Linked DNA regions of Mus musculus: region 2 is linked to region 1. Evidence: chromatin loops called from intact Hi-C (ENCODE). Cell type or tissue: heart. All regions are shown on one strand. Links, peaks and the distances in the headings refer to the core of each region. The heading gives the core; the rest is flanking DNA.

Region 1 (5,419 bases), core at 1,400-3,899:
GAGGCTAAGGCAAGAAGATTGTCAATCAACCCAGCCTGGGCAACAGAGACACTGTCTGCCCGTCTACTTATCTAGATAGACAGACACAGATACACACACACAAAGTGTGCACTCCGACAACAAAGTCACAAGCAAGTACCTAAATATTCTTAATACAGTACATGGGCTTTAGGAAAAGCTGAGACTCGGAAAATAACAGATTTTTAAAAAGATCCTGTGTGTAAATTTCTCAAACACCTGAAGTTTAAAAACAAAAAAACACTAAGTGAGGCAGTGGTGGGGCCCGCCTTTGATCCCAGCACTTGGGAGGCAGAGGCAGGCGGATTTCTGTGCTCGAGGCCAGCCTGGTCTACAGAGTGAGTTCCAGGGCAGCCAGGACTACAGAGAAACCCTGTCTCAAAAAACAAAAACAAAAAACTAAGAAGTGATTCAAAAGGTCCAACACACACAGGAGATATAGGACAGTTAGTAAAGTATCTGTCTGGAAGCAGGAAGCCCTGGATTCTATTCCCCAGGTAAACTGGGTGTGGTGGCTCAGGCCTGTAATCACTGAACTGGGGAGGTAGAGGCAGTAGGGTAGGAAGTGCAAGGTCATTATCCTACAGATACGTAGTGAATTCTAGGCCAGCCAGGATTCTGCCTACATAAGTAAATAATAAATAGAAGATTGGTAGCACAAAGACTAAGATCTTGGCATGCACTCTCAATAAATACACTAAAATTCTTGGTACATAAAGTTAGGACCACCACAAAAAGCATGCCCTACTTCTCTGGTGCAAATTTCAAAGTTACAAGCAAAATGACTCAAACATGACCAACACACTTCTCTAAATGGCAGTAGAGCTTTCCTCCCCACTAATCTGATTCTAAGATTTACACCCCCCCCCCAAGCCTTCTGTTGAAGTTGTAAGCATCTCTAATGAAAGTAAGTCAGAGTAAGGATCCTATAACAAAATGTTTAAATTAAAAAATTGTTAACTATAAGACAACTCCAAGTAGTTGATTTTTTTTTTTTTTTTTTGGTTTTTCGAGACAGGGTTTCTCTGTATAGCCCTGGCTGTCCTGGAGCTCACTTTGTAGACCAGGCTGGCCTCGAACTCAGAAATCCGCCTGCCTCTGCCTCCCGAGTGCTGGGATTAAAGGCGTGCGCCACCACGCCCGGCTCGTAGTTGATCTTTTCAACAGGCATTTTGAGTTTTACAAACATGTATTTAAACAATAGGCTACAGTAAAGATTAGACAAATCCCCACCCCAAGCCAGAAACTAGACTGCCAGCCCAGGATCTAAAAGCTGCCAGACCAAGGTAAAGGTAACACTCACACATTAGAGGCCAAGCTAGGTCTCTTCCTCTCTCCGGGAAGAGCATGACAAACTGGGCGTCACACAACGTAAGTCACCCGGTCACTTAGCAAAAATTACACCTTGAATCTAAACTTGATGGCCTTCCACACGCAAAAGAAATATGGGCCAGCAGCGACGTATGCGGGGAGAAGGAAGCTTAAAACGATCCACTTTCCGACCTGTAAACATTTGGCCCATCATTAGATGTGAGTCCTAGATCTCAAGACATGCTTTAATGGAGGCCTCCCTCAACCTCCGAGTCTGTTTTGCAACAGTACAGGGACTTTTTTTCCTGCTTTATCTTAGGTCCCAGTGAGCATGTGGCCCTGCAACTCAATTCAATATCCTAAAGTGGTAAGACACAGTGGCAGAGCGAAGGGGAAAAAAATCCAAATCAAAACAGCCTTAAGAGATTTTTCAAATATTTTAAATCAAAATTCCTCCTCTGCCCGTAACAAACCCAACCCAGAAATTCACAGCGCGTTAAGCAGCACTGCGAACTGCAAACCGAAGAATTTTCCTTTGACACTCCACTCACGGTTTTCAGCTGTCAAATTACAACTCCAGAAAACACTATCATTAGAATAAAAAAGGAAACAAAAAGGCTCTCACCGCAGGGGCCCAGGAGCAGTTTGGCAGTACCAAGGCGAAGGAAGGAGAGCAAAGGGAATCCAATCCACTTCCCCAACCCCCGCCTGACTTCATTCCCCTCCCGGGGCAGTCAACCTCACTGCAGGGGCTCAAATCTAATAATAATAACAATAATCATGGCGCTCCCTCCCTCCTCCCCCTCCCAACCCGCGGTCTGCCGGGAATCTCTCCCCCACCCCCACCCCGCCTCCCCGGGGAAACCCAGCCCCCGGGACACGACTCGCGGGAGCCCCCGAACCCGCCGCTCCTCTTCCCTCTCTTTTCCACCTCCACCATCCCCCATCCGCATTGTCTGTCTCAATTCAACTTTGACTAATATGGATTCCTCGGGCCTGGGCCGGGAGCCCCCGGCTCCGCCGAGTTCAACGAGGCTCCTCGCGGGAGGGGGAGGGGGCAGCGCGCCGGGCCGTCTACACCGCAGCCGCGTCCACACCGCGCCGGCCCCCGCCCCGCGGCCCGAGGCTCCCAAGTTTGGCCCACACCGGGCCTACAGGGGGCGGTAGGGCCCCCGGCGCGGCCGTGGGGGAGGGGAAAAAGGAGGGAGGTGCCCCTCCCCCGCCCCATTACCTGTCATTGAGCTGGTCCTCGGTGCCCGGCAGCGGGTGGACCACGAAATGGATGGACGTCATGGTACCGCCTGCGCGCCCCGCTCCCGGGAACGAGCCGCTCCCGCTGTCGTCCGGCCCCCCGATCCCCTTCCCGTCCCCGGATCCCACGGCCGCCGCCACCGCCTCCTCCTCCCGGTCCCCAAACGGAGGGCCGCGAGCGCGCAGGGACCGCCGCCTCCCCGCCGAGCGTGTGTCCGCGGCCCGGCGGCCCGGCGCGGCGGGCGGGAGGGCGGATCAACGCGCCGCCCGCTCGGCCGGCCACGGCGCGCACGGACGAGGGCAGCCCGGAGCGCGGCGAGCGGCGGGTGGAGAGGTGCCGGGGCGGACGCGGCGGACGCGGGGAGCGGGGAGGGACAGCAGCCCGCAGCGCGCGTCACTGGCGACGAACCGCCGCCGCCAGCGCCGCCGCCGCCATCTTCACTTCTGCCCCAGTTTCTCCGTCTCGCAGCCTGGGCGCCGATCGGCGGGGGAGGGGCGGAGGGCGGGGCCGCGGGGGCGGGGCTCTGCGCGCGGGGCGGGGCTCCGGGAAACGGGCGGCCGGGCCCCAGCGATTGGGCCGCTTAACGTTGTCGGGCCACGGTGCTGTAAGGTGCTCGCCTATTGGCGCGCTGGGCCGCGAGCCCGGCCCCCCGGGGCGGGGCGGCGTGTTCCAGAGAGCACGTGCTCGGGAAGCCGGGCGAAAGGGCACGCGCGCCGGGTTTCTTTTCCTCCCGGATCCCTAATGGTTGTGCATATGCGAATGGCTTGTTGTTGTTTCTCGTCCTCCAGCCGCATTTATACTTAAGAGAAATGTACCCCGAGGAACCAGAGATGCTCCGCTTCCTACGGCAGGCAGTTACGTAAGAGCCTTATCAAAACCTGATAGTAGGATCTTGGAAGTGACTGTGTAGCAGCTTTCATCAGCACTACCATCGTGCAACGTGGAAATTTCCACTTTTTAGTTATTCGTGTGGTTTTTATATGGGGGTGGTTGTGTGTGTGTATACTTTAATGAAAGATGATATGCATCTGTTGTAGGGAGATTTCTTGTGACCTGGGGTATCAGAACTACAACTTATGAAATTCTTCCTCCTCCGCGTACCCTCACTCCCGAACCGGTACAGTTTCCCTCTTAAAGTTTTCTGTGATCCTTTCGAAATATCGAATTCCGCTGAAAGCATGAAGCCTCTTCTCCAGTCTGTAACAGTCGTTCGTTAAATCGGGTATACAACATTAATGATTGCACAGCAGAGCAGTTTTCTTCTCTTCTTTAGTTTAGGAAGTTCTTTTGAGAATACATGAAAAATTAGATATCAAGATTTACTGGGTACACCATGAGACAGATAAGGAATAATTTTTAGTTGGCCATCAGCTCCAGTTTTCACCTAGATAAACTACAAAGTGTTCAAGGCTGGTCAATGATGCACACCTTTGTCCCAGCACTCAGAAGACAGAGGCAGACAGACATCTTAAGTTGTGGGCCAGCCTGATCTAAGAGTTCCAGGCCAGTTAGAACTACACAGTAAGACCTTGTGTCAGTCAATTAATAGTGAGTTAAGCCACTGAAAGCGCTGCATCCCATGACTACCAACCATCCTGTAATTGCTACTTTGATTTTTTTTTCCCCTCAAGTCCGTGTGATGGACACTGCTGGTTCTAGAGTCAGACAAAGTAGAATTTCAGTCCTGATTCTGCTACTTAACCAAGTGGCCTTAATTATTTACCCAGTTACAGCATTTTGTTATACACTGGGTCTAAATACTGTATGTCAAGCAAAAAGATGTGTCAGGCACACAGCAGTTCATACACATAATGAAAGATTTTTAACATATTGTGTGCACTGCTTTATACTGCCAATGGCTCCAAGTACAGTACACCTCACTCTAAGGCAAAGGATGTCCTGGCTAGCCCGGCAGTGGTGATCCACACCTTTAATCTCAATGCTCCAGGGAGGTAGGCAGAGATCTTTCTGTTCCAAGCCAGCCTGGTCTACACAGTGAGTTCAGGAAAGCTAGGAATACACACAGAGAAACCCTGTCTAGGAGAGGTGGAAAAAAGTCCTTGTTGCATAAGGATTCCAGAGCCCAAACACCTTAGTGCTGAGGCTCAGACAAAAAGCAGTTGTGACTCTGAGTCCGTTCACAATATAATAGCTCCCATCTAGTAGTTAATAATTTAGAAGTATGTAAAACCAATCCAAAAAGATAGGCATGATAAACGCAACGAGAGTGCAGTTAAAAGAGGGAATGGTTCCAGCCAAGAGAACTAAGAAAAGTCATAGGCAGAGAGAGCCTCAAGGATGCTCTGAGCATGTCGGCTTCAGATGCTCTTGACCAGGGCTCACACCGGGCCCCTCCGCTTTGCCATGTTTTTTTCTTCCAAACCTCCCTTCTCCACCTTCCTTTCCATTATGTGTCCAGCCTCATTTATCCACTCCTAGTTTTTTGTACCTAAAGTTCAGACTCTCTCCTCACTCAAAGCATGTAGTAGTAATCATATATTACATGAAGAAATAAGGTTGGGGGGTGGCAGTGTGGTGGTTTGAATAAAAATGCCCCACCCCGGCCAGGCAGTGGTGGCACACACTTTAATCCCAGCACTTGGGAAGCAGAGGCAGGTGAATTTCTGAGTTTGAGGCCAGCATGGTCTACAGAGTGAGTTAAAGGACAGACAGAGCTATCCAGAGAAACCCTTTTTCGGGGGGGGGGGGTACCCCACCCTTTGTCCTCTTCCTCTTCTTTCTCCTCCTCTTCCTCTTTTTCCTCTTCCTCCTCTTCTCCTTCTCTTCCTAATCCTTCTCCTTTGCCTCACCTCTCCTCTTCCTCTTCCTCCCCACCCT
Region 2 (5,419 bases), core at 1,242-3,741, 120 kb before region 1:
ACGGAAAAAAAAAAAACAGCAACAAAAAACAAAAACAAAAGCAGGAGTAATCTTATTTAGCTAAAGCCTCAATGAGAGAAATCTATAAAAGATCCAGACTCTGATATCAATCAGTCTAAGAGGGTAGGAAATTAATTTTGTGGGCAAAAAATTTCAAAGATGTGGTAGCATACAGAAGCTCATATTGTAACTCTCTTTGATCTCATTTTCCAACTGCTGGCATTCATTGTGGGATTAATTATAAAATGATTCCTATGGATAGAGAATCAGGAAGTTTCTGAATGGGAATTAACATGAATAAAGGTGGCAACTGGAAGACAGATATTCTATACAGGAAGAATTAGAAAAAGAAACAAGATTTTGCTAATATATACTGTATGAATTTCAGAAATGGAAATGAGTACACTAGAGCACTAAGATGTGAAAACTGGAATAAAAAACACCTGGGCTTTTCTAGTGGGCCTTATTATTTTTTTATTGAGAATTGAGACCTTGAGAAAAAAATTTTTTTTCTTGTAGAATTAGTATGGGAAGTAACAACAAATCACTAAATTAATGAAAGATACACTTGCCAATGGTAAACAAAACTGGATGGCAGGGAAGACTGAAAGGAGAGAGACAACTAAGTTGTAGCTGCACCAAGGTGAGGTGATGAGAACCTGAGATAAAGCTGGGGAGTAGGTAATCCTGAGCAAGACTCCACCATCTTTTCCAAACTTGTGCATTTAGTTTTGTCTTAGTTTCTGGTCATCTGAGACAAAACCTAGCTTATGATTCCCCAGTAAGCACCTGAAGTGGTTTAACCTAGACTGCCATTCTCCATGCCTCCAATGTGGTTGTCTATTGTGTCTCTTTCACTTATGTGCATGCAGCTGCAACTATGTATGTGTGTGTGTGTGTGTGTGTGTGTGTGTGTGTGTGTGTACCATTTCATTCCTGTATCAATCAACAAATCTGAAAAAGCTGGTGGAACACTGTACTAGAAGCAACAACTTGGAAAGTTGAACCTAGTTCTAGTAATGAGTCTTAGGAACGCCATTCTGGCTTAAGTGTTCGAATATCGGAAAAAAATCTACATGTTAGGAGACTAATAAACCTCATTTATTTCCCTTTAAGATGGCCCTTAAATCAACTGTGCTAAGATCACCTGAAGTGCCTGTTACAAAGGCAGGTTGTAGGCTTGGTAATTTAGTTTTTATTAATCACTCCACATGCTTCTGATACAAATAGCCCGCACTGCCCTATCATATCCAAAATAAAAATAAAAAACTAAAAAACAAAGTGCTTACGATATCCCGAATCTCAAAAACTCTTGGATTCGTTAAAAAAAAAAAAAAAAAAAAAAGTACTCACTAAAATTTATTCTAGGTCTAAACCTTTGCTCTGTCTTTATGAATTAAAAGTAATTTTTTTTTTTAAAAGTTAACTTTCAGGTGTTAAGCCAGAATGATTCCTGGTGTCATTGGCAAACCAGAGAAGTCTAAATATTGCCGGAAAGGAGAAATTGGTGCTGAGTATCTTTGTTTCAAGGGGAAAATTAAGGGATAGACATAATTTATTATTAAACGATTACAGAATAAAAATCAACTTAGAACCTCCATCTTTGTCTAGAAATGCCAGTATAAGCATGAATATATGTGGGCTCAAACTTTTATGGCCCCTTCCAACTTGCCACAGTATTAACTTCAAGACACCACAAAGAGAAACAGGCTCACATACCAAAAAAAAAAAAAAAAAAAAAAAAAAAAGTATTACTTGTATTCCAGATGGTTTAGAATATTTGTCTCCAAAATGTGGAGTTGGAATTACACAGTAACAACTTACATTACTATAAAGCCGTATAATTTTTGTTTGCTCTTATTACATACTTCTTTCTGCTAGCACGGGTTAATTTTAGATTTATTAAACACTTTGCATAAAGCACTTCATTCTTTGTGAAGGAAGAAACACTTCCACTACTGAAATGAAGAGACACCCCGAAGATTCAGTTAGAAGTTCGGTGTGAGGAAAACTGGTCTCCCAGTCTTTTATTCGTTGTAAGGGTTTCTCGTCCTCCCTTCACCTGTCATCTCCTCCCCTCATCCACCTGCATCAGTTTCCACACGAGTTCCTCAACTGCATCTGATGGTTCACCTCTCTTGCGTAGATCCGTCACAGCCCTTTTTCACCCGCCAGGGCTCCCGACAAGAAAAGAAAGACTGGAGAGCAGAGGTTGGAGAACAAGGGGACACGGAGACTTCCTCAGCCGGGACCTGAGTGTTCCTGCTCCGCCCTGAGCAGAGCAGCACAGCGTCCATGCTCGCCCTTCCCGACTCCCCAACACTAGCCTGAGGTGAGGGCGCTTCCTTTCGGCCTGCACAGTGTTTCTGACGGCGACGAATAAAATACTACTCTACAGCGGACCTGCGACTGACTCGCAGCAACCTAAAGTCCGGGCGTGACCCAGGGGTGGAGGATGAAGCGACTGCGACATTTACCTCACCCTTCTCCGGCCTGGCCGCTTCCGGCCTTTCCGGGTCGCCCATCGCGCAGACTCCACCAGAGCCACCCGAGCTGAGGAACTGAGCGCGGCCGACCAAATCCTAGTAGGATCAGATCGTCCTGTGCGAACCTCCTCCTGCTCCGGGCACGCCTTGCCGCGCCGGTCCTGGGTTCTAGCCGGCCCATTGAGGGGCCTTCTCTGCGGTGGCTCCGCCCAGGCACGCTACTCTCGGCGCCTGAAAGATCCGCCTTTCCTGCCGGCCCCGCCCCACTGCCTAGAGATCCGCCTACCTCAGCCGGCTCCACCCAGCGTCTCAGAGATCCGCCTACCTCAGCCGGCCCCGGCCCGCCCCGCCAGAGATCCGCCTACCTCAGCTGGCCCCGCCCCTCGCCGCCGAACTCTGCTTCCTCGGCTGGCCCGCTTCTCTTCACTGAGCAGGGTCCCCACTCCGGCGACGGCTGCGTAAGTTCAGTCCGCAGTACCAGAGCACTTCAAGCCTGTTCTTTAGCGTCGCATGACCCCGCCCACTCTTGCTCCCCCAGCTTCCGCGCTGTTGCCCAGCCTGTCATCTGCTCTGAATTCTAGAGCGTCTACTGGAATTTGCAGTCTGCCTACTTGTGCCAGACTACCTGGTACACGAGGTGACTGGCACGCCGGGACATTCCCTAGCCCTCGTGGTGCCCCAGCGACACGGTAGGTTGCACCCAGTCAGTCCAAGAGACTGCCAGAGTGGCTGTAGAGCTGCCCACTGGATGGGATGTGGAAAGCAGGGTGGGAGGTCGACACTGTTAAAAACTCCAAGGAGAAAGGAACTCTTGTATTTCAGCAACCAAAAGGAGAAACTGGAGGGGGAAAGTGTGTGCGTGAATGGAGCTTGAGAATGAGTAGGAAAAATAGCTAAATCCTGGGAAATACCTTGAAGTCTTTGTGATTGTTTAACTGAGTAATATTTATTGAACTTTCACAACCTGATAGGTTCTATTCTGCTAAGCCCTTTATGTGAATTAATCTTTGAGATATTTCCCTGTAGTCGATACTGCAATTTTCATGTTCCAGATTAAACTGAACCCGAAGATAAATAGCCAAGATTAAGCAACCAAAATACGGTAGACTCCAATATCCTTGCTACGGATACTTTTCAAAGCAAAGGTTAAAGTTGTAAAGAGATTCAACACTTTTGTATTGCAAGGGCCAAAGACAGTGAATAATGATGGTGGCAATACTCTTGGTTGAATTGCTTCTATGTTTTCAGCATATGGTACATATATGGTAGTACGACAGAAAAATATAATGAGCGGGATGGGACTGTAGCTCATTAGGTGATGATGTACAAGGCCTTGGGTTCAATCCCCAGCACTACCCCTTCTTGTATACAAACACAAATAAGATATACAAATTAAATAATAATATGGTGAAAGAAGAGTTGAGTATGGTATTGAACACCTCTGATCCCAGCATCTTGGATAGGAGCAGGAGGATCGTGAAACCAAGGTCGTCTTGGGCTAGATGGGAAGATCCAGTCTCAAAGCCAAAAACCAAAAACGTGAAAAAGAAGTAAGAGATTTTCAGTAGATTCTGGAAAGAGCCTTGTTATGACTTCAACATCTGGCAACTGCTTGGTGGTTAGCCTCTAAAATAGAAAGCAGGATAGAAATTTTGCTTTAAGCTCTAAAGCTTAATTAACCTGAAGCGAGTTATCTTTCTTGGAGCAATATGATCAAATGCTGAGTAAAAACTTTTTATATATTATAAAGTTTTCTGGGAGGAAAGTCATTCTCACAAAAGATAACTTACCAAAGATTGCATAGCAAATAAACTACAAACAAGGATTCATTCATTCAAAGTCATCAAAACAATACATCTCAAAGCATTTTTTAAGAGTAATTCTGCATGAAGGCACGGAAGAGCATTTAGATGCAGATAAGGCGACCTGCTTAATAGTCCCTGAAATGTGTTATTTTGGAAGGAAATGAATGCTTAGCGTGGCACAGAATTCCAGTCTGCTTCCTCAAGTAAGTAATATGAGGAATCCCAAGTAACCCTCCCTTCTCAGAGCACAGACATGGAGATGCATTCCTTCAGTGCTTTCCTGATGCTCCATTTGTATTGATTTCTTACAACTTTCACAGCTCTGTTCAATTAGGTCTCTTCAGCTTGCTGAAGAGTTCCACGTGGTCTTCTCACAGGGCAGACAGTATCTCCCAACCCTCCACTCAGCTGAGTGTGGATACTGGACAGCACTTTCCCTCTAGTACCTGGAAGAACCTGTTTGGACCTACACTAAAGCAAGGAGACGACTTTAAAAATGTTTTTAAAGTATATGAATATTATATCTCTGTGTGTGTAGGTAACTATGGAGTTCAGAAAAGGGTACTGAATGCCTTGGAGCTGGAGATACAGGGTACTTGGAAACTTGTATCTTCTGCAAAAGCAGCTAATCACCCCAAATTTGAAGCAGTGGGGACCTCTGTCCTTGGTGCTGATGTTACTCACAGTAGTCCAAGAGACCAAGATAAATCAACTTTTTATTTTCCATCACTTCTCAGCCCCTGAGAGACTGAAGTACAAAAGTAACCAAAGACTAAGCTATAAGCAGTGGTCATAAACAAATGCCATTTTGATTTCAGAAGCAGACAAGACAGAAATCACTCCTCTTGCTTAGCTTCACTGAGAGTTGGCTTTCCTAGTATCGTGGCTTCTCTTCTACCCTGACCTTGATTCTTTAGCCCATTCAGAAAGACCTCCAGTGGAGAGGAGGGTTACATATTTGGAAGTGTAGAGATTAGAGCCAATTTGAATAGGCTGTGTGCAGAAGAGTGCAAGCATCACATAAGGCAATGGGAATACAAGAAAGAATGAGTTAATAGTTTTAAACATCATCTTCCTAGGGTGGGAGAGATGGCTCAGCTGTTAAGAGCACCAACTGCTCTTTCTAGG

Evidence for each region. Hi-C counts contacts between places; a loop is a spot of excess contacts. Peaks named below come from ENCODE experiments on the same cell type or tissue, not always from the same donor. Only the 100,000 strongest peaks of a DNase experiment are listed, where the experiment ranks them.
Region 2: it touches region 1 in a loop (2.9-fold over the local background); 7 of 42 quality-filtered maps call a loop at or near these places.

The regions. Positions count from the first base shown.
Region 1 is chr15:38,075,804-38,081,222 of GRCm38, forward strand. It overlaps Ubr5 (ubiquitin protein ligase E3 component n-recognin 5), which reads right to left and starts at 3,051. Exons shown (of 59, transcript NM_001112721.2): 1 at 2,561-3,051. The coding sequence starts at 2,622. In heart, for the core only: a CTCF peak has its summit at 2,485 (motif pointing right); DNase peaks (open chromatin) are centred at 2,508 and 3,208; H3K4me3 peaks cover 2,500 bases; H3K27ac peaks cover 2,426 bases.
Region 2 is chr15:37,958,367-37,963,785 of GRCm38, forward strand. It overlaps Rrm2b (ribonucleotide reductase M2 B (TP53 inducible)), which reads right to left and starts at 2,689. Exons shown (of 9, transcript NM_199476.1): 1 at 2,478-2,689. The coding sequence starts at 2,525. Gm49085 (a long non-coding RNA gene) reads left to right here and starts at 2,792. Exons shown (of 2, transcript XR_003951596.1): 1 at 2,792-3,175. In heart, for the core only: no CTCF peak of the experiment used is centred there; a DNase peak (open chromatin) is centred at 2,675; H3K4me3 peaks cover 1,951 bases; H3K27ac peaks cover 1,587 bases.